Regions from separate parts of the Mus musculus genome. Here region 2 is linked to region 1. A link is a loop called in an ENCODE intact Hi-C map of the cell type or tissue named here. Cell type or tissue: left cerebral cortex. All regions are shown on one strand. Links, peaks and the distances in the headings refer to the core of each region. The heading gives the core; the rest is flanking DNA.

Evidence for each region. A loop is a pair of places that touch in the nucleus more often than their neighbours do. Peaks named below come from ENCODE experiments on the same cell type or tissue, not always from the same donor. Only the 100,000 strongest peaks of a DNase experiment are listed, where the experiment ranks them.
Region 2: it touches region 1 in a loop (4-fold over the local background); 1 of 42 quality-filtered maps calls a loop at or near these places.

What each region holds. Positions count from the first base shown.
Region 1 is chr5:44,793,619-44,805,451 of GRCm38, forward strand. It overlaps Ldb2 (LIM domain binding 2), which reads right to left and starts at 6,128. Exons shown (of 8, transcript NM_010698.4): 1 at 5,744-6,128. The coding sequence starts at 5,875. In left cerebral cortex, for the core only: a CTCF peak has its summit at 3,879; DNase peaks (open chromatin) are centred at 4,505, 4,823, 5,132, 5,618 and 2 more places; H3K4me3 peaks cover 3,717 bases; H3K27ac peaks cover 2,061 bases.
Region 2 is chr5:45,122,452-45,134,284 of GRCm38, forward strand. All of the region lies in intron 5 of D5Ertd615e (DNA segment, Chr 5, ERATO Doi 615, expressed), which reads right to left. Among named protein-coding and RNA genes, the nearest start is that of Gm46912, 35 kb to the right of the region's middle. In left cerebral cortex, for the core only: no CTCF peak of the experiment used is centred there; DNase peaks (open chromatin) are centred at 5,755 and 6,618.

The DNA of each region.
Region 1 (11,833 bases), core at 1-8,000:
CTTGCTTGTGTTTTGATGGATGCTGGCAGAATCTACATCAAAAAAATAATAACTGTAGACTCAAATAAATGAAACAATACAAAACAAAACAAACAAGTAAAAAACCTGTGTCATAGCCACAATATAGTAGGGAGACATAGCTTGGAGAGCAGTTAAACATTTCCTAAACACTGTGCATTTTGATATTTTGAAAAGATGGTACTTTGATCACTTAGTATTTTGAAGCCTACCAGCTCAATTTACATTTAAAAGTTTGTGAGTGCAGCCCCTTCACCACTTACAAAGGGGATGTTTACAGCTGTTTGTTTTATATTTTGTTTGCTTACTCCCCTAAAGAGGTGCTCGGCTCTCCTTGTGAAAAAAAAAAAAATAAGTTAATGGTTGCAATGAGAGGAGACTCAGGGCAGCACTCTCCACACAATTTAAATCGATTTCTTTCGGAAACACAAACAAAACATTAAATGCTCAAAAATCTGCATCATACTTAAATCCTACTTCGTCACGTGTGTTGATTTCACCTGATAAGAATCTGTGATGCTTGGGAGTTGAAAGATATTTTTCTTCTTCTTTTTCTTTTTCTTCTTCTTCTTGGCTTCCTACGAGTAGTTAGTTTGCAGCAATTTTTAATTAAAAACAGTTCCCATAGTAAGAAAATGGGGTGGGGTGGGGGAACCTCAGGAGAAGAGAACTGTGTTCCCAAGCCCTGTACTTTGTTTTCTGAAGCCATGAAGGCAGCTTGAAAAACAAGGAGTTTGGAAGTTCCCATTTTAAAAGCTTCACTGTTGGTTTTATTTAACATTTTCAAAATAGCTGCTCTTGCTAATACCTGCCCCTTCCTCACTCTTCCCCAACCCCCTTCAGAAAGCCATAGAGAGTCCACTTTTTAACTGAACATTGAAAACTCTTTCATATAATGTAGCTCAGGGTACTGGCAAGTTTTCCTTCTGAATTCCTAGGGGGAGAGAACACCTAAGTATTACAAAACGTTTCCTTCTTTTCTACATATCCAAAGTAGCTAACCGACTCGGGTCTGTGGTCCATGGGAACCATGAAGGGTTCCGAGCTTCTCCGTGAATAAACACTATGCTCCAAGCTGGAACCCGGGCAGACAGAGAAAAAGAGGGCAAGGCACACACACCCTCTCTCGCCCATCCCTAGGGCGGTTTAGAGTTAAGCTGAGGAAGGGGAAAAAAAGTCGATTTGAATTTTAAGGTCTTCAAACATTTTGAAACCTTCCTATTTTATGGTATAAAACTGAAGACTATAATTAGACTAAAACCCTCCTGTGAACTGCTTTCTATAGTAGTCACAGTTTTCTCATTCACATACTGTTGATAAAAGAAGAAAAATTCAAAACGTAAGGACACGGCAGGTTACTGCTGTTTTATGTAATTTTATTAAAATTAGTGCAGTAACAAAGGGGGGGTTAGTTCAAAACATCTTCTTTGAAATGGAAGCATTCTTGGTCATTGGCTTTAAAAAATATGACCCTGAGAACTTATCTACAGTTTATCTAACAAAGAATTGTGTAAGTCAGTTTGATGAACTGGCTTAAGTTCTACAATAATCCAACATTAGTCACTCTCAAATTCATATTCATCAGGACACTCAGACAGCACACATATTTTTCTTTCACAGTGCACACCTCAGGATTTTTAAAAACAAACAAACAAACAAACAAACAAAAATCGGCTGGTTTTGTTTTGTTGTGGCTTTTTACAGACCAAATCCTGAAGTCTTTAGAAGATATTTTTATGTCCAATCTGATTGGAATCTTTGTGCCATGTTAAATTAAACTATATAACTGCAGAGTTGAAACTGTGTAGCCGTGTTCTCTCAAAAGAAATTTGCACAGTGTAACCATTCAAATAAATGGATTTTGGAAGACATGGGGGGGGGGTGTCAATTTATGGTAGCATGCTAAATGGAAAATGTAACATTTTTCTCTACTGCCCAACTGTGACACATCTCAAAGTTTCTCTTAGTTTTATTTTAAAGTGAGAGCTGGTGGGTGTAGGGTGGGGGTGGGGTGGGGGTGGGGTGGGGGTGGGGATTTCACACATTTACCGAAATCTACTAAGGTGTTAATGTTGTGAAGAGATTTTACTTCCTAGAACGGTCATCCACGTTTAAAATAGATTTGAATATTAGTTTTTTACTTTTAAGTGGGCTCATATTCCTTTCCAACGAGGTTAGGTCACTAGCTCTTAAACTCTTGTTTTCCCACAAAGATCAGAGAGCTGATAGGCCTCATGATAATAAAATAAATGTGGGCGCAGTGAGGTGAGAGTTTTCAGAGGCAGAAGCCCCATAGCAACTTTAGCTCCATGGGGGGTACCAGGCCCCCTCACAGATGCAGAGCTGCTATTGGGATTTCAATAGCAAGGGGTTCTGGAGTCCTCTCTACCTCTGCCACCCCCTTTCCACTCCAGGAAACCTAGGTTTAAATGTTAATTGAAAATCTACTTAGTCCAGGAATGGTTTGCTATCCTGGCGCCAGCTGGGCCAAGCACGCCAGGACGCAGGTTTTCCAGTTTTCGACAGAAATGGCTGATTCTTTCACTACCATGTGTAAGTTTGAACTAAATACAACCCATGGAATACTTTCTCATATTAAGGCAAACCATGTTGAGTTTTCAAATTCAAGGGATATGGTGGGTGATTGGCAGGTGAGGAGATCCAGACTCCACACTCACTACTTAGTGACAGGACCCAGCTAGGAATAGCATTAACTCCCAACCCAGTGCTCCTTAAGCCGACACAACCCAGTATCTAAAGGACACTGATTTAACCGAAAGAAATGACCATGTGTGAATATCCTAGGGGTCAATCATACAAGGGCAGTGAGGGACGTCATAGCTCTGCACTAGTTTATTACCTTTTGTTTTTTAAAGAGAGAGGTCTTTAGAATTACTTCTAATTTCTTCTTAGCTGAGTAAGTGTTCCAAAGAGAATGCAAAGTTAAGACAGACAGACAGACAGACAGAGAGAGAGAGAGAGAGAGAGAGAGAGAGAGAGAATCAGGAGGTGATAAAATAATAGTATATGGTGCACAGAAGAGGGAGAAGAAAAAGACACTGTGAGAGAATGCTTATGATTGTAGGGATTGACTAAGTAGTAAAGGTGATGGCTCGACAATCTATTCAATGTTATATGTGAACAGATGTCAGTTTTGCAGTATATGGTGACTGTAACCAGCTTCTACTCAGGTTGCATTATTATTTTTTTAAAGGCACCACTTGTAAAGCTACCTGTAACTTTTTTGTGCAAAGTTATTGTTTCTCCTCTAAGTACACATTACTATCAAATTTAAATATTTAATGTGAATCTATACATACAGTAGGAGCAATTAATGATTACTGTCCTTTTTTCACATGTTATGAAAATATATTTCTTGTGTTGAGACAAAGGTGTCGATATAATTATGTATATAATTACTTTTGAAAGACTTAATAAGAGGGTACATGTGTGGAGGTTGTTCCAGAACACACTGAAAAATAGCTCACAGTACTTTGATGTCAGGACGAATTAAAAACTCAAAGATTTGTCAAAGCAAGCTTGCCTCTCCTGGTTCTTCAGCTATGGTCAGAGTGAAATCCTGCAGTCAGAGCTAGCCTGCAATCTTCTAAAAGTTAGAAGTTCTTGGGTTTAGCTCTCAAGAAAGATTAATGTGTCATTTTGGAAAAGCATACTCCTAATGGGTCACTTTCCAAACATCTCAAACACGAACCAGTGGGTAATCTATTCCATCTTAGGGATTTGTATGGAGACCAGGATGGATGGGAAGTCTCCCAGCTCAAAGCTAGCTGCCCAGGGTTGTGGAAGGGTTGAGAGGCACCCAGAACCCAAGAATAGCTACCCTGCTTCAACCAGCAGGAGGATGGGAAGACACCATCCACAAAACCTCAACAACTTTCTACCAAGCAAGCAGGATACAAGTTGTCTTTCAATCCTGTGTTCAAGAATTAATCTATTGCAGTCTATGGTCTCTATTATTATTATTATTATTATTATTATTATTATTATTATTATTATTGAGAAATAATTATACTTAGCAAAGAGATTTTTTAATTGTATAATTTTTAACATTTTATTGATTCCTTCTGACGGTTCCTTTTTCTGTTCAACATTTTATTACTATTACTGGGTGCCTCAACTCTAAAACCTTCCCAGTCTTCCCAGTTCTGAAAGCAGCCTCTGCCACTGATAGCTTAGACAGGGACTGAAGATTCATTCCAACACACTCTTACAAAGATTGTAATAGAAGATACAAGCTAGAACACACATATAAAGCAACACACACCACAGGCATATGCACACACACAAACACACACACACACACACACACAATCCTATTTACTGCCAAGAACTCAGCACTCTAAACACCAGAGTTTACACTCTACAGGAGCTTCTGGCTTCTAGAAAGAGGCGACGTGCCAGCAATTATATTTAACATCCATGGTGCATTAACATATAAAGAAAATAGCAGTGATAAAGAGAGCCAGGCTTTAAAACACACACACTAACACACAAAAACAAAAACAAAACCCCACAAGATCTTGTCCAGCAGTTAGCCAATCAGAAAACAGGTCACATCATCTTGTTAGCCCTATTCAATACATTAAACATCAGGAATTCTCTATGGCTCAGCAGACAATTCAAAGCAAGTGTGTTTTATTTTATCATGCAAACTTAATCAAATCCTTTCTCAGAGTTAAAAGCCAATCTTCAATCTAACTACCTACCAACGCTATTCCCCCAACACCCCTGTGGCATGACTCCTATGAGCATTTGTACTATGCAGCGAAAACTCAATTCCCAGAGACTTCTATTTCTTCAAGAGACTTAGACACACCTACAATAAACACTTCAACACCAAGTCCCACCTTACAGGCAGATGAGCACCCGGCAGCAGAGTGCTTTGCCACTCGGGCAGCCCAGAGAAAAATTAAATATTTAAATTGTGAAAGAGGAGTCTGGAGTTTTGCATTTAGAAAGTTCTGAAGAAGTCCCTGGACTGGCTCACTGCCTGAGAGGCTCAGCCTCCCTCTCTCTGGAGATCCCAAATGCACTCAACTGCTTCTGGCTTGAATGGGGAGCTAACTCCTGTCCCAAGGTAGAGCCTTGGGAGGCACAACCACCAGAGAGACAAGAGGACCCCACTTCCTCAGTCAACCTGTCTCTGAATTTAACACAGGCAAACGTGTGTGTCTTCCCTGAGCCCACCTCCAGGGAGTTCTGAAAAGTACACAAGGCTGCTCTCTTGTCCCTTTTACCTCAATTTTAGTCACTTTGAAAAAGTAAGTTCAGGTCAAACCAGACTTCCTCTGGAACTTGTAAATATATGAATATATGTATACATGATATTACACACACAACACAGACGCAAACATCCACAAAATCTCTTGCAGTCTATATCTCAACAAACACGACCATCTCTAAGCCTGTAAACATCAGAGTTCTGGGAAACCTGAATTTCTAGAGACTCGGCATGTGAACCAAGTGGCTTGTCTCTTTCCAGATACTAAGATTCCGGCAGAAACTGTCCCCAGCTCCAAGAGTTACTGTCGCTGGAAACCCAGCATTCAAACTCGAGGGTTCACCCAGCTGTGCTTATATCCACCTACGTGATAGTAGCTGGTGGGACACTTCCCACAGAATTCAGCTAAGAACCCCAGGAAAAGCCCATGCACAGTTTTTTTTTAAAAAATCCACAAACACACGCCAAGGTTGAAGAACTTACCTCTGTACGAGACTGCAGTCTCTTGTTCATCTCATAGATTCGGTACTCTGGCTGTACCATGTATGGTGTATGTCTCCTATAAAATGGGCCGAAAGGAGAAGAATAGAAGGGGTCATGTGGTGTGCTGGACATCTTGCCTGCTTGTCGAAAATCAAGCTTAATAGAGTATCAGGAACGTCCATGCAGAGCACATGGGCTGTGTTCTTCACAGTACAAAGTAGACGCACGCACACACGCTCACACACACACAGACACACACAGAGGCAGGCAGGCAGGCAGGCTGAGCACACTGGCTGGGAAGTGCTGTGGGAGCCCTCTATAGCGAGAGAGGAGAGGGAACGAGGAGGGAGAGGGAGGGAGGGAGCGCGGGAGGGGAGGGAGCACTGGAGCTCTGAGAGGGAGAGAGCGGAGGTTGGAGGTTGGGAGGGAGGAAGGGAGGGAAGAAGGAGGGAGGGAGAAGGGGGAGAGTGAGTTGAGAGAGAGAGAGAGAGAGAGAGAGAGAGAGAGAGAGAGAGAGAGAGAGAGAGAGAGAGAGCTGGATAGCTAGAGGCTCCAACTGCTTGTTTTTAAAGAAGCAGTTGGTGAAGGGGTCATTTCCTGTCCACACTGTAGACTAGTTCAAAAATATAATTCTCCTCCTAGTCTGACAAGAAGTCTAAGGCTGAGTTTTAGTCCCCCCCCCCCCCCCATTGCTAAGCTTGTTAGCAGAGAGGTGGGTTCACCCACTGCCTAAGCCTCTCGCCCCTGACAGCCACACTGTTGTAATGTATCAGAAATGGGATGACTCCCAAACACAACAACACTGGCACTCTGGTCCCTCTGATTTGGGGTTGGTGATTCACTCCCTCTGGAAGATTCCTCCGGGCTCTCATCTCCCAACAGAGTTTTGGCTGTACCTGCTGTACTTCGGATAGGAAGCTGAGCTGTATCTTAGCATTCCCCTCCCCCCTGACTTCCAAACTACTCCTATTCCCAGCCCCCTTCCTAACCTCCCAAAAGGGGGTTGTCCTGCTTTTGACGATGGTTTTAGGGGGCCTACATTTAGATTACCTGTACAGTCTCAGGTAAAAACAGTATCACCCAGACCTGAATGTGGAACCATCTAAAAATCCATCCAAGAGGCAATGGGCTTTTATTTCTAAGAGGTATTTCTAAGACAAGAAAAGGATCCAAAAAGCAGACTGCTCAGGAAGATATGAAACGCAAAGGAAAAAGCATCCCATAGAAATGTCCATGGAAAATTCAGTTGAGTAAGAAATTGCAGATAATTGAATTTATTGCCCCCCCAAGTAACAAGCCCAACTCTGATGGGGACAAGGTCTTTGCTTCCTTCCCAGAGTGGCCAAGTCTATAAATCTTAATTGTGGTGCATGACAACTAGAAGAAACCCCAAATAGCCCTGGGGAGGGGGGCAGAGTTGCCACAAAGAATTAGGGAATCTAGGAAAGATCCAATTGGCCCCACACTTACTCATATACAGGACACTTAAACAAAGCCAAGCCCCAGAAAATTCAGTGCAGGAGTTCACACCTAGCTAAGTCAGCGGCTTTAAGGGGGAAGGGGGAAGGGACCACAGAAAAACAAGATGGAATGTAAGACCTGGATGCAAATGCATGCAAATGAGACATTTCTTCTTTTTAATAAGCAGATTAATTAACTTTCTGCCCCAGTCATGGCTTGGGGTATTTTAGAGTCACTAGCCAACAGAGGAATAATAGGTGCTGTTAGATCTGTGGTTTACATTCAGGAGTAAAATTGTCCCCAAATTGCTGTCTTGATCACTCTTGTCTCCCACCTGCAAGAAACATCCACCCCAAACTTCCAGCGGTGCAGCCTAACACAGTCATGTCACTTGCCAGGATGGGATTAGAGGAGCTATTACTTCTAGGCTGCTGAGAACATGTGTCTGGGGACCCTAAGGCAGGCCAGCATGCTGGGTTTCAGGTTTCATTACAAATCTAAAAGCTGGGCCAAATTTGCTGCAAGGTTTGTCAAAACACACAACCTCCTAAAGACGAGATTTCAAACAAATTCCTTGTGATTTATGTTTCAGTATGGCGGCCATTGCAAAAGCCAACAATTCCTTGTGCACAAACTCCCCAAGTAAAGACATTTCTGAGCTCAATGCCTGCCTGAGTTTGTATTTACCTCTTCATGGCAGTGCTAGAGTCAAAGGAGTGCCCAGGCAGCTGTGTGCAGCCCAGGAATGGTCAAACCCCACAAAGGGAGAGCTGTGCTCCGATTTAGGCAAGCTTTACCCTGGGTTGTTCTTGCAAAGCACTCCAAGTTACTTCTGCAAATATTTGCTGTTTGTCCCTAAAACTTTCGCATGCAACTTTTCAAGGCTTGCTCCTCTTCCATGAAATTGCATCTTTGTACTTTCAAGAGGCTCCAAACTGGCTTTCTGCTCACAGATTTACAGTCATCTTATTGCTTGCAATTATCCTTTCTCCAATCAGAATGTTCAGCATAGAAAACAGAAACTGACCATATTCTATGCTTTTGCTTTTAGCAAAAAAACACATTACCCATAGAAAAATGTCTGAGTTCTCTACATTAATGCTACAAGGGCACTTGAGGCTTAAGAAGATCTTGGTTTCTTGATCATTCATTCATTCATTCATTCATTCATTCGTCATTCATCTATTTGCAATCTTTTATCTTTCCTTTGCAAGGAAATAATCTTTCCTTCATGTGTCACACATTAATGTTTTTGTCCCTTCTTTACCTATGAATACCCATTCATCATTCTACTCAGCTAAATTATTGTCTTTTGCATTAACCATTTAAGTTTTATTTACTGTTCCTATATGTTGGAAGGAGGTGCATATGGAAATCTGAGGACAACTTTGTGGAGTTGATTCTCTCCTTCCACATTTACATGGAATCTAGAGAGCAAAAGACTGTAGCTCAAGGTTTCTGAGGCCAGTACCTTTGCCAACTCACTGCCCCATAAACTAACCTTTTTAAATTCATCATTACTTAATTTAGCTGTCTTCCACACTGGGTAGAGATGTCTCCAAGACCTACCTCACATATCACTCCTGCTGTGGGGACAATGATAGTGTGGAGTTTATAAGGACCCTCTCACCTATGTTCCCAAGCGAAGTTATGGTTATTGGGATATATGGTTACTGGGTACCTGTTTTTAGCTTAGGAGTTTTAGAGGACAGGCAGGTCAAAGCTGACACAATAGAAAGGCTACTCTATTTAGTGACTGTAAGGAAGACACCTCAGAGAAGAGCTGGTCAACGCTGGAAACATCATTCAAGTTGTAGTGCATGCTGTGATGGGGAAAAGTTAAAATGAGAGATAAAAGAATAATTCCCCCTTTGGGTCAGCTGTGCACTTTCTATGTACTTTCCTTTGAGAACTTCCACATGGAAAGTAGTACTTGCTGCCTGTGGTTAGGGCTTACTACAGCCAGATTCTCTGTTGAAGACTGAACTCAGAGTACAAGTATTGTCAGTTATTTTCACAATAGATCTACGGGGCTGATTTAATTACTATCCCCATATTACAGATATAGAAATTGAGGCTGCAGGAGACTCTACAAGGACATGCAGTGAGGAAGTATTAGAGACAAGGTTCGCATACCCTTTGTCAAGCTGATCTTCAGCATCTCCTCAGTCTGAGAGCACCCAGTGGCCATTGAGGTACTTAAGGAGTATGGACTATTGAAATGGGGACAGACGTAGAGCGGCAAGGAGGCTCTTGGCCTGAATTTTATTTTTCATCTTGTACATTCTCATACTCTGCAGTCCCCCCTTCTCATTCTAGATTTTTCTCTAGAAGCCTGGTCTAGCCTTTCCCAGCAGCCTCATTGTCAACAGTCTCCATCCCCTGCTGAATGCCCACTTTGCAGCATCAGCTTTCTGCTTGCATCTGTCCTGCCTTCTTTCCCTGCTGCTCCAGAGATCAGCTTTCAGTCTTCCCCCTCTGGCCCACAAGGAAAGGAAATCAAGTGCTCATCAGCCCTTCGATACAAATAGGAAAATTCAACATGGTGGGTCGGTATACTGTCAAAGCATGAGCAAGGAGAAAGCCTGGGGACACTTCTATGGCCCCGACAACTGAGCCATGCTTATTTACTTATTATTTTGCATTTTGAACATTGACAACGTTCTAAACATTCTCCCCCAGATACTCTAGGTACCCTAAGCAACCACCCTGCTGCTTCAGCTCAGAACCTAAGTTAAAACAAATTTCTGTACACTTGTTGCACAGAATGCTTGCTTCATCTTCCACTAAAATACCTCCTTGTGACTTCAAACAGAAAGGATTTCACCAATCCCAGTTCTCATCTTTATCTTCCCTTGGAAAACCAGCATCTGGCAGCTATTGGCCCCACCCTGACTTTAAGTCAGCTGGATCTCCCCTCTCTTCCACTTCTCAAGGCTTTTTGCCAGTCAAGGTCTTATCTTTGACCTTGGCTGGTCCCCTTTCTCAGTTCATTGGCATCCTTGCCAGTTTCTTCTACTCAGATTCATTTACTTCAGAAAGCTACTTTTCCCAACCACTACTCAGGGCTCCCTCTCTGTCCTTCCTCCAGTACCCAAGCCTTATCTTATCAGCCTGCCTTTCGTTAAACACACATTTGGCTAGTGGGCAAGTGCAAGGTGCAGCCATGATGTGCTGGAAGAGAAAGACTTATAATCTCTGCTTTTAAGTTACTAAACATATAGCCAGCATATGGACCAGGGGATGGTGGAAATATTATTCTTCAACTCTGAAGTCTTTACCGTGGAAAAGCAAGCAGAAATTCAGTTCTCAAGGACAAACATCTGAGCTTTACCAGACGGCCTTGAATTGTGACATCTACATTCTGTCATGTGGCCATGAAACCTAATTTCTCTTTGCTTCAGTGTTTTTGTTTGTAAAGTGGGTACCAATAGCAATCCTATCTTTCTTATAAAGATGGCAAAAGCTAATGAACATAAGTTGATCACAATAGTGTCTGGCAGTCACTGTATGGTCATAATCATTAATACTTTATAAGAGACTACAGGAATAAACCGATCTCAAAAATGAAGGTAAATTGATAACACGGAGTTCAGAGAAGAGGCTGGGATGGTTAATGGATGGCTGTAGAGGTGGGACAGAAAGCTTGAAAGGCGTCTCCAGATTTACAAATGAGAACGACTAGGAATCCATTCAACCACATAAGCCAAGGACGGATTCAGAATGGAGATACCTCCTTCTTAAGGATCTTTCAGAGGGACAAAGCGGAAGGACAGAAATATCACAGCAAGATGAAGAGATGCCATGCAAATGAACATACCTGACATCAAATATGACAAGAAACTGGAAAGAGGAAGAAACAGTAAAAAGGTGTATCTCTAACTGATCATGAATGAAAGAAGGAGCTAAAGGAGTGGAAGTGGAGGGGCAGCTGTGGAAATATAGTACTCAGGCATAAAACTCTCAAAATGTATATTACAAAAAACAATGTTTGTTATTTTAAAAAGAAATGAAGCCAATGTAGAGTAACATCCGTGCCATTTAAGAAGATCTGCTCATTGTTACTTACACGCTGAATAGCCCGTGTCCATCAGTATTCTCCCACAGAAGTAGTAAGTGCTAAAGGGAGGCTTGCTAAGTCAGCTTCCACGGTGTGGTACAGGTAGTCCAACAATGGCTACCCCATACCAAACAGATGGAGAACTTGGTAGTTGTGCCTTCTGTAAGGCTGCATGCCTCAGCACTGCCAGTCTGGAGCTACAAGCCTAGAGTATTCCTAGAGAGCTGCTAGTCTTCAGCCCACGCTGGAAGGTGAAATAAGCTGATTCTTCTATCAGCCAAGGAATCAAAAGCAACAACAATGGAGTGAGTAGATAAATGGTTCAGCAAGAGTAAAGGACAAGATGACACAGGAATGGGGAGCTTCTCTTCTTCCAGCTACCAGAGGATGTTACTCACATTTAGAGTGGGTGTTCCCATAGTAATTAGGACAGTTAAGACAATCCTTCCCTCAGACATACCAGAGGTCAACTTGATATAGACAACTTCTCAAGCTGACCACTAAATTAACCATCATTTTGCTCAAGCAACTTGACTAATAGATACCAGGAGGGTAGACTGAACTCAGAC
Region 2 (11,833 bases), core at 1,731-9,730, 330 kb after region 1:
TCAACATAGAAGGTGTTCACGAAGCTACAAAGGTACACATACAGTCTGCTGCAAATCAGAAAGTCCCAGACATTGGAAGATGAGATGGAAAAGGGGTGCATAAGGGACCTGATATACTTTGGCATGGAAAAGTACAGACCAAACAGTAGCTCACTAACAATCTTCCACGGGAGAGCAGAACTTCTGGGAAGATGGTGAACAGCTGCTCTCTGTTCCCAGCGAGGCTCAGCTAATAGAACCTGAGCTTTCCAAACAGCAGGCAGGGTTGAAGTAGAGAGGGAACTCTGGTACCTACCAGCTGTGAAAGGGAAGTGTTGATTGCCTTGGGACCCACCATCTTTCAGAGCTCTAAATCAGATAAATGATGGGCTCTCAGTGTTCAGGGGCCCACCCTGTTAGTGTTTCTCAAAGTGCAACACTCCAGCTACTGGTGAAGAAGGTTTGCATGTTTCAGAGACGCACGACTATATATGACTGTGGATAGTAAATGACTTGAACATTTTCTTTTTATCTCAGTACTCTTTAATCCTTTCATGTGTCAAGGTGAAAATCTTCCTGATCTGCTGATATTTCTGACCCTGTAGCCTTTGCCCACTGCCTCTTTAATGGATACGGAGAAGACCTAAATTGGATGATATGCAGCAGACGCCAGGCTGATCAGCATTGTGTTATTTTATTATTTTTTATGGCTTCCTCTATGACACATGATGCTAGCTTATTGTTCAACAGAAAAATTTTAATTTCCCTTTTTAGGCCATAGTCTATGGAATTGTAGAGAATGTAAGGTAAAGGTACTGATAGGTGATGGCCATAACAAAACTGTGCAGATGGTCCCTAGAAGGATGACATTTTGGAAGCAGTGACTAGGTCTAAGCCTCTCCTTTCTACATGAAAAATGTGAGGCTTGCAAAGTTCAAACATATCCTTAGTTTCATTCAATTCACTTGGAACTTAGTTGCTAAAGACCAGCTTGCCCAGGAGATGGGCAATGGAGCATGTTGACTATGTAAGGTGCATCTGTAGCAGCCCCCACTCAAGAACAGTGTCAGGTCAACTTCAGGCTGTGGTACATACAGACCTGCCTGAAATGAGCCAATCCTAATGCCGAATACTACTTGTCCACAAAGCAAAGTGTCATAGGACCATACTTAAGTAAGCTCTACAAGGTCTCCACTTGTAAAAGTATCAAGGACATAATACCATAGTCTACTGCTACTTCTCCTAACCCTCATACTAATGGCTTAGTAGCCAAAAACCAACATCAATTTTCTCATTGATCTTATGCTATTTTAAACAAAACAAATTCACTTAAATGTAACTGTAAATTTCTTCTTTCATCTTCTTCCTCTTCCTCCTCCTCTTCTTCCTCTTCCCCCTTTTCTTCTTCTTCTTCTTCTTCTTCTTCTTCTTCTTCTTCTTCTTCTTCTTCTTCTTCTTCTTCTTCTTCTTCTTCTTCTCCTTCTCCTTCTCCTTCTCCTTCTCCTTCTCCTCCTCCTCCTCCTCCTCCTCCTCCTCCTCCTCCTCCTTCTCTCCTTCTCCTTCTCCTTCTCCTTCTCCTTCTCCTTCTCCTTCTCCTTCTCCTTCTCCTTCTCCTTCTCCTTCTCCTTCTCCTTCTCCTTCTCCTTCTCCTTCTCCTTCTCCTTCTCCTTCTCCTTCTCCTTCTCCTTCTTCTTCTTCTTCTTCTTCTTCTTCTTCTTCTTCTTCTTCTTCTTCTTCTTCTTCTTCCTCCTCTCCTCCTTCCTCTTCTTCTCCAACTTAATCCTCACGTGTAAACTATTATTCAGCATGGCTCAAAATTATATATGTATTTTCTTGGCAGTTTAAATTTTTCAGGCATATCAAAACTTTCCTCATTAAGAGGGTAAGAATGCTTCATAAACTGCATATTCAAATATACTAGCTTCACCAGAGGGCTGTGTTCTTAGTTAGAGATAGCTAAGCATTTAAAAGCAGGTAATTTTGCTTAGGATATGTATGTTATCCTTGAAATTGTGTTCAAACCATTTAGATGCATATTTACCTATCATTTAGCTATCACTAAATATGAGCTTCAACCTAGGATATGACCAAATAATCATAGATTCCAGCGTGATGTGTTCAAATTAGTAAATTTTTGCTATAAGCATATTAATGATTCTTAATCAATATAAATGCAGTAAATTTTTTTAAATTATTAAAAAGCCTTCAAGTTCAGTGCAATAAGAATTACATTTACAGTCAGCCTGCCAAAGGTATTTCAAGAAACGCGTGATTTCTAGCCTCTGGTCATGTAAACTTGTAGCATTCATCGTATTGTGAAAATAGATCAGTCAGGAATGTAAAGGCTGCTCCCAGAAATAATAGCTGCATAAAGGTGTTTGGTTCCCCAGCAAATTAAAGATTGCTGCCTAACCTTCGCTTTCCACAGTGAGCCGCACACTGCAGCAACCTATTAATGGCATCGTTAGTTTCCAGGAGGCAGCGAGCATCCATGGAATGTGGATCTTAATGTACAGAAATAGATGCTCATCTACTCTTCAGCAATGCAACAGTCGTAATGCAATAAGCTTTGCGAGATGAAAACCCTGCCCCAATGAAAGTTTCTCCTTTCACTGAAATAAGAAAGGGCTGCCATAGAGTCAAGGCTCTTCATTTACATGAATGATCTCATAGCCCCACTAGAAATGTATAGTTAAACCCGGGGATTATTTGCTGGAAATGTTAATGTTAAACTACCTGCAGAATACATTGAGCTGTAGATAATACAAACCAATAGACATTGAGAAGAACTTTTCCTGAAAATGGAACTTATAAATATTTATTTAAAAGGTCAATAGGCTAACTTTTCTGCTGCTGAACGAAATTTATTACTACCATGTAAAGTAGCTGAAGCTAAAGAAAAATCAGTATTTCAAAATCTGTAGTATGTTAGGGCAGGTAGCTGAATGTAGGTACAGCAGACTTCAGTCCCATGTTCTAGAAATGAATTCTGTAGTAAACTAAACTGCCCTTGGGAACAACCTGTCAACCTGTGTGTGTGTGTGTGTGTGTGTGTGTGTGTGTGTGTGTGTGTGTGTAGCAGCTCTCTACCAGGATAAGAATACCTCCTAGCAAAGAAAATGGATATTTTTTTCTAGTGAAACTGAATTATAATATGAAACAAATCCCCTGAAACTGTGAAACTGCAACCCATACTGGTTGACCTGTGTGGTTAGCCCAAATATGGTGACTATTGTCCAAATGCCAGAAAGAAACAAGGTTTGTGTTGAAGAAGTGTATCCATGGGCTGTCATGATGGCTCAGGTAATAAAGGACCTGATATTAATCACAAGGACCTACAAGTAGAACGAGAGAACTGTCTCCTGCAAGTTGTTCTATGACCTCTCCATTCACTCTGTCGAATCTATATACACACAGATTTACACACACACACACACACACACACACACACACACACAGGCACACATGCAAGTGTATGCACATATGCACATGCACTCGTGCATGCACACATAATCAATAATATAACATAATTATTTTTCTTTATTTGTATGTGTGTGGATGTCTAGTAAGTGGTGTCTGTCACGTGTGTGCAAGGTGCCCATAAACATCAGGAGTGGATGCCAGATCCCCCAGACCCAAAGTAACAAGTAGTTGTGAGTTTCCCAATGTGGGTACTGGGAACTGAACTAGGGGCTTCTGGAAGAGTCGTATCTCCTGCCCAAATTAATTCATTAATTTGTAACTGTATCCATGCACTTTTCCAATGACACTTTGCAGACTTTCCCACCAAGAGGAAAGATTTGTGTTTTCAAAGTATGAATCCAGGCTGACCTTGTGGCTTGTCCTCAGAGTGACATTACCCTAGATCTAAGCCTAAGCCCTAAGAACTCTTGTGTGCTTGTCCTCTCCCTTGTTCAACACAATGGTCATGGCATGAGAAAGCCCAAATCATCCCTCTGGAAGGTAAGGGATCAAAGAGAGAGATGGAATCAAGTCAACCAAGACCATCCCAGCGAATCAGATCCCAGCTACAATCAGCCCTTCTTAGGCTGCAAACTAATAAGTTCCTTGCCTCATGAGCAATCGCCAATGGTGGTTGCTCATAATCACTCAGATTTGGGGTGATTGTTCATATAGCAAAATCTGCTACATCTTGTAACAAACTCAAAGCTAAAGAAAACGGTCAACACTTGAGCTTCATGTGAGGCAAATGGATGGATCTGAGCATTGTACTTTGGAAGACATGTCACTAAATCTGAAAGGCTTAAGGTACCTTGAGAAAGTAAGGATGCTTCCCTCCAAAAGGCCACTGGCTTGTGTTGAGTAACAGAGAAGCAGCAGCCACTGGCATGAAAGAGATTCTGCTGCAGGGTCCTTGCAGCAGCACTCGAAAGGCAGAGAATGGCTTGGGCAATTGCAGACTAGAAGGAAAGGAATTGGACTCTGGAGTTGAAGTGGGATGGACATCTTCTATAGCCTGCTAAACCTTCCTGTGTTTCCAAGAAGGGCAAAGAGAGCAAGGCCTCATCAGCATCCACTGCTCTCCTTGTCAACCAGATGCATTCAATTAAACAAAATTTCAAAGTTACTTGGATTAATATAAATATACCCTAAATATTTCAGAACTACACATACATGCTGCCCCCAAATAAAGAATCTCCCCAAGCCTCACTCACCATCTTTGATCCTGACTGTGAAAATGATATAAATATTATTATCAGTCTTTTGATCACTTACAAATTTGTGAACCATGTTTTGAAATAATGCACTGTAATGTATACTTGAAAGAGTGCAATAACCAGGACCAGCCAGACAGTTGGTAGAGAGTGGGCCAAATGGCGGCACTTAATGAAGCATGTTCTGTCGATACTCAGCCAGGGCTGAGAACTACTGATCTGTGCTTCCCCTATTGATCCCACGAAATGGGCCAAGTCCTCAGTAGAGATTTACTTTTTCTCTGAACTGTCAAGTCTGCCTGGCTTTCTGGACAACACCTGGAATTTCTCCTCTTCCAGAGTTTCCTTTTCTTTTTTTTCTTTTTTTTTTTTCTTAAACACTATGCTTCTTGTGCTTTGAAAATTATTTCCATCTAATTTTAGCTTCATTAATAACAATTATTTAGGCCTAAGTATGTGTTCAGCTGGTTCCTCTGCTCATCTGCATGTTATTTTCAACCTCTCCTGTGAGGAGTTAATGTGTCAATTGACATATTTTCAACAAGGGACAGCAGCGGTTTGTGAGATGAGGGCGTTTTCCATCTCACACCTCTAAGAAATGGACACAGTTTCTTCCCAAGTTGGAAAGGTAGGCACTTTCACTGTCTCGTCAAGGCACCAGGTCACCTAGCTGGTTCGGCTGGCCTCAGCATGCCACTCAGTCCTTTTGTTTTTTTAACATGACAGTGACATTTTCTCAGTGTCACCTTCAGGTAAATAGCACCTGGGAGAAGAAAAGATGCCTACTCCCATAGGGCTCAAGGAAAACCTTCTCCAGAAACACCCCGCTCAACTCCCAGATGGCTTTGTCATTTAAGAAAAATGTCATTCCTTAAGCATGAATGGCAGTTTGGGTGGCACGTCTGCCTACGTCACACAGGCTTCTCAGGATGTCTTCTTAATCATTGATCCACTTCAGCCAAAATCTCGAAAGTGAGTTTTAAAAGTGATTTTTAACTTTGTTAGCCTCTGTATATATGAATGTGAGTGCAGAGTGTACGGAGGCCAGATGAGAGCATGAGAACCCTCCCCGCCCCCAGATCTCATGTGAGTTGTAGGTGGGTATGAGTCATACAGCGTGAGAACCAACCTCTGGTCCTCTACAGTACACATTCTTAGTAGCTGCGCCATCTGTCTAGACCCAGAAATTGAGTTTTAAAGAAGTAGTAAAATTAATCTAAAAGTCGACACAGAAAAAAAAATGTGTATGGAACAAAATCATTAGAGACCTCAGAGCCAAATGACAAACCAGGAAGAATTTTAAGTCGTACCAAAACTTAAAGAATGGATATTCTAAATATATAAACATCTTTGTAAAACAACACTGCACACTAAGGCATCTAATTACTATTTCCACTAACAGGAATCCAGGATTCCAGAAGCAGTAGCCCACTCCTACTCTGGGACAGAAATGTAATAGATAAGCCCCAGGGTAGGAGGCACTTAAAGAGGTGCTTCCCAGCCAAATAAGGGATAATGTGAACTTGAGTAAGAGAATTAAATGCAATGGATTGAAACACATCTGTATATTCAAAACTATCAGTTCACAATGGTATCTGAAAACAAAACAAAATTGTGTGAACAAAACATTTTGTTGAAGTCATTGGAAGCAACTAGGGCAAAGGCCATTTAGTCCAAAAGTTAATCACTGAAAAGGAAAATAATATCAGTATGTATCTATTTGTTTATTTATTTCCTTATGTTTTCTGTAAAACTCTATCTCTCTGGGTGACCAAGAGTTTGATAAAGGGGAAAATACTACATATAAATACTTCTATTTCCTGGTTGTTGGGCAGTAAGGAGCCCCTTCTACCAAGCCTCATTGCTGTGATGTACTGCCTCACTCAGACCCAGAAGCACTGGAGCCAACACAGAAAATTGGTACTGAGAATTCTGCTGTTTCTGTGACTACCTGACCATGGAGTACAGAACTTTGGAATCAGTTTGTGGGAGGAATTTAGAGAAGTTGGAGATGCAGACTACAGAAACCAATGGGTGTTGAAAGTACAGCTTAATGAATGGCACCATGGGAGCTCAGGCGAGCAGAGCACAGACAGGAAACATGGCAGAAAATGTGATGGTGGTGGGGAATCAGGAGGGAACAGGACTATTTGAAATCAGACGCAAGGTCATAAATGTTTCATTATGTAACAACTTGTCTGCATTTAGCACACGTGGGGAGACTTTGAGATAGTTTTATGATAAACTAATCAATCAAGTCAAAGCAACTGTAAGGTAGACTAGACTATGACATGGGGATTGCTGGCTGCTTTTTGCCAGGGATTGTGTGTGTGTGTGTGTGTGTGTGTGTGTGTGTGTGTGTGTGTGTGTGTGTGTGTGTGAGAGAGAGAGAGAGAGAGAGAGAGAGAGAGAGAGAGAGAGAGAGAGAAGAGAGAGAGAGAGAGAGAGATTCCCTAAGGGCTCAATGATAACTCAAGATAACTCAAGAGTTGGAATCTATCATCATAGGTTCAAGGGTAGAAAAGTGGGAACTGATTTGAAAGACTAACAATTTTGTCTAATGGAGAAGGTAGGCGGTCCTTTGAGAGGATGAAAGATATTCCCAGCATGCAATCATGTACTATAATTATAGAGCTCCCATAAGAGAGATCCATGCCTTAATTTAGTGCTTTGGATTTCAGATGCTCTGGCTACTTGGCATTATGAAGACTCTCCTTATCTCAGGTTTGATCTTGCTCCTATCCCAAACTTTATAGCACAAGCTATGAAAACACAGGTGCATCATACTCTCTCACATAAGAGATGACTTGTTAGAAGGTTAGGCCAGGGGCAAATACTATAGTCTCAAAGCACTGAGTAGCCTTCAGTATAGTGCTCTGACCAGCTTCCCATGGCTTTATCCCATGGTCAGATATAGAGTTATATAATATATAATTTAGTTTTTAGGTGATATAGTATTAGCTCATGTTTTAGGCCATATAATATTATTAATCTCAGATTTGATACCGTTTGGGGAGGGGTGCTGCAAAACTCCTGAAATCACTATTCCTGACTTCCACATCTTGTTTTGGAATTCTTTTTTGTATGTTTCTTTCCTGCTTTTATTCAGAGAAGGGGCTGGACAAAAGTTCCTGAGTATGGTTTCATAGTCATTTTGAGCTGATTTGTTATTTTAATCTTAAATTTAGTTTGTTTTAGATAAAATTTTACATATAAACAAATACAATAGCAAATGGTATTAAATATATAGTTATCCCTTAGCCCTCAGGTTGTTCTTTAATTTTAATTATTTAAAATACAAATAGGTTTCTCATAACTCATCAGCTATTTCTTTAGAGAGAGGGTCTCCTTTATCTCAGGTTAGCCTCTACTGTGCTGTGTAGCTGAGGCTGGCTTTGAACCTCTAATTCTCCTGCCTCTGTCTTCTAAGTATATTATTTTCTTTACATTGATTTTAAATGGCATTATTTTTAATTTTTTTAAATTTTCTTTGTTGGGACATAGCGAGGAGATTGACTTTATGTTTCTGTTTCTGTATAAGCACTCTTGTGGACTTCACTTATTAATTTTAAGAGCACTTTTGTATATTCTTTATAGTGTAGTCTATGTAGAAAATTATGTCATATCCAAATAAGAAAAGTTTTGTTTCTTCCTTCCTGGTCTATTTTGGCAATGCATTTTTCTTGCCTTTTTGCACTGGTTAGGTCTTTAAAAATCTGACACTGAACACGCTCAGTATTGATTAGTGTATACTTTCATAACTGATCCACACTTGAGAGGCAAAGCATTTAATCCTCACCACTACCAATCATGTCACTAGTTGCTTTTCTGTAGGCAGTGCTGACAGTTTTTGCCTAAATGAGTATTAAACTTTGTCAATAGTTTTTTATGTAGCAATTGACATAAATAATCCTGTGCTTCTTCTCCTATATATTAGTGTCAACTCAGAATTCTACAGAAAATCACAGCCAACAGGATGTGTAGACAGACAGACAGACTGTCTAGACAGACAGACAGAAACACATACACACATGCACTCTCACACCCCCCCACAGAAGGAGAGAGAGAGAGAAAGAGAGAGAGAGAGAGAGAGAGAGAGAGAGAGAGAGAGAGAGAGAGAGAGAGAGAGAGGACACATAGGTGTTACTTAATGTTAATATTAAGACTTACTAATGCAACTCTGCAGAGTATCTCAGTTCTAGTCTAAAGTGCCTACTGCAGCACTAGAAGAATCCTATGCAACATCTGAAGGACATCATGGAAAAAGATCAGATGTTCTGGTCTAAAGATTATCTGGTACCAAGATCCTCTTCCTCTGGAGATGACCAAACCTGTGTTCTATTCAAGCTATCAACCAATGAAATGAGGCCCACTCTGCATCCTGCTTTCCTCAACCAGCTCTCTCATCCAATAAACACCCCCACAGAAACACATGGAACAATATGTTGTCTGGGCATCCTATGGCCTATGGTCTCCATTGTAGGCTGCTGCTGGTTTATTACAAATTGTACCTCCTGACATTGTTTTATCAAAGAGTTACTCTCTTCTTGCTTTAACTCAGCAGATAATCCCAGTAGGCCAGGAGGAAAGGCTATGCTATCACACAGCCTTTATCCTCCCCTCACCCTCACTGTTCCAACTCTCCCTCTAGCATAACTTTCCTTTTGTCTAAAGACGTCTCATTAGCAATTCCTAACAGGAGCAGGGAGTAAATTCTCTCCCATAACCAGGAGCTCAGGGCATCTTTCATGTTGAAGAATATTTGTACTCCATTTAGAACTTCTTCCTATTCTTTTTTTTTTCTTTTTCTTTTTCTTTTTTTTTTTTAAATACTTTTTTTTTCCATTTTTTATTAGGTATTTCGCTCATTTACATTTGCAATGCTATACCAAAAGTCCCCCATAGCCACCCACCCCCTCTCCCCTACCCACCCACTCCCCTTTTATGGCCCTGGCGTTCCCCTGTACTGGGGCATATAAAGTTTGCGTGTCCAATGGGCCTCTCTTTCCAGTGATGGCCGACTAGGCCATCTTTTGATGCATATGCAGCTAGAGTCAAGAGCTCCGGGGTACTGGTTAGTTCATAATGTTGTTCCACCTATAGGGTTGCAGATCCCTTTAGCTTCTTTGGTACTTTCTCTAGCTCCTTCATTGGGGGCCATGCGATCCATCCAATAGCCTACTGTGAGCATCCACTTCTATGTTTGCTAGGCCCAGGCATACTCTGACAAGAGACAGCTATATCAGGGTCCTTTCAGCATAATCTTGCTAGTGTATGCAATGGTGTCAGCATTTGGAAGCTGATTATGGGATGGATCCCCGGATATGCTAGTGTCTACATGGTCCATCCTTTTATCTCAGCTCCAAACTTTGTCTCTGTAACTCCTTCCAAGGGTGTTTTGTTCCCACTTCTAAGGAGGGGCATAGTGTTCACACTTCAGTCTTCATTTTTCTTGAGTTTCATGTGTTTAGGAAATTGTATCTTATATCTTGGGTATCTTAGGTTTTGGGCTAATATCCACTTATCAGTGAGTACATATTGTGTGAGTTCCTTTGTGAATGTGTTACCTCACTCAGGATGATGCCCTCCAGGTCCATCCATTTGCCTAGGAATTTCATAAATTCATTCTTTTTAATAGCTGAGTAGTACTCCATTGTGTAGATGTACCACATTTTCTGTATCCATTCCTCTGTTGAGGGGCATCTGGGTTCCTTCCAGCTTCTGGCTATTATAAATAAGGCTGCTATGAACATAGTGGAGCATGTGTCCTTCTTACCAGTTGGGGCATCTTCTGGATATATGCCCAGGAGAGGTATTGCTGGATCCTCCGGTAGTACTATATCCAGTTTTCTGAGGAACCGCCAGACTGATTTCCATAGTGGTTGTACAAGCCTGCAATCCCACCAACAATGGAGGAGTGTTCCTCTTTCTCCACATCCACGCCAGCATCTGCTGTCACCTGAATTTTTAAACACACTTTAAAACTGCTGTGTCACTGACTCCTGGACTTCACAGTTGTTAATGAGAACTTGTTTCACTTGGATAATTCTTCTCTAAGTAAGGCATCCATTTTTGTCTGGTTTCTTTCACATTTTGTTCCTCTCTGTTTTCATCAATGTTATTGCGATTTTTTTTTTTTAGCATAGTTGTCTTTTATTTTGTGCTGCTTGGTATTTCCTACATTTCTTAACTCTATAGATTGATTTCTTTGTCAAAATGAGAAAATTCTCAGTCCAACTGTTTTAGCTTCACACTCTTCTTGAGCTCAAAGACACCTTTTAGCACTCCACCCCATCACGAATTGTTCACAATGGACAATTGCTACCCATCTGTCTTCAAGCTCTCTGAAGCCTTCTCTGGCACGCCCATCCTTCCATAGAGCCCAGTCAGTCGGCTATTTTCTTTTTGTCATTGACTTTACAGTTGTAAATTCTGCCGTTATTTCTTCTTAGCTTTCTGCTGAAAACTATCCTTTCGGTCATGTTCCCAGCATCTGCTGTCAACTTTCACATTAGCTGTTTTAAGTCCTTGTCGAATGAACAAGCAACTATGTCACTGTAATCAAAAACAAAAACAAAAAACAAACAAAAAACAAAAAAACGTGTTTGAAGTTATTCTTTTCTATGAAAGTGGAGGTTTTTCTGGTTTCCCATATGCCAAGGAGTTTAGGATTAATTAGGTACACAGGAATAGAACATATATTAAAAATGTAATCATTAGAACAATTTTTGCTTGCAAAACAAATATATTTCCAGTAGAGAAGAATTTTTAAGTTAATAACAAGGAAAACAATCTATGACCCAATTGTAAGAATGATTATGTATTTCTCTTTATATGTAGCCTCTCAGAATGCATTGGACATTTCATGTCTACATAATTAATTGGATATTATAATGCCTATGCTTTCTCAATTAGAGATCTGAATCCTCTGGTTGCGATGTTAGCTTCTTTGCAAGCCACTCCTCTCCTCACGTTGGTCCCTGTCATGCAATCCTGGTGCCTTCGTACTTTCTTCTTTCCTTTTGAATCTATACCATCATCTCATTTCTCAACCAGGAAGCTGTCTTATCAGCCTCTGTCCCTCTAAGGACTCTCTTGCCATTATTGAGATTTCCAGAAAGCTTCTGATGTGCCCTGTATCCAGCGATAAGTCACTTTCCACCCGCACTGCCTCTGAA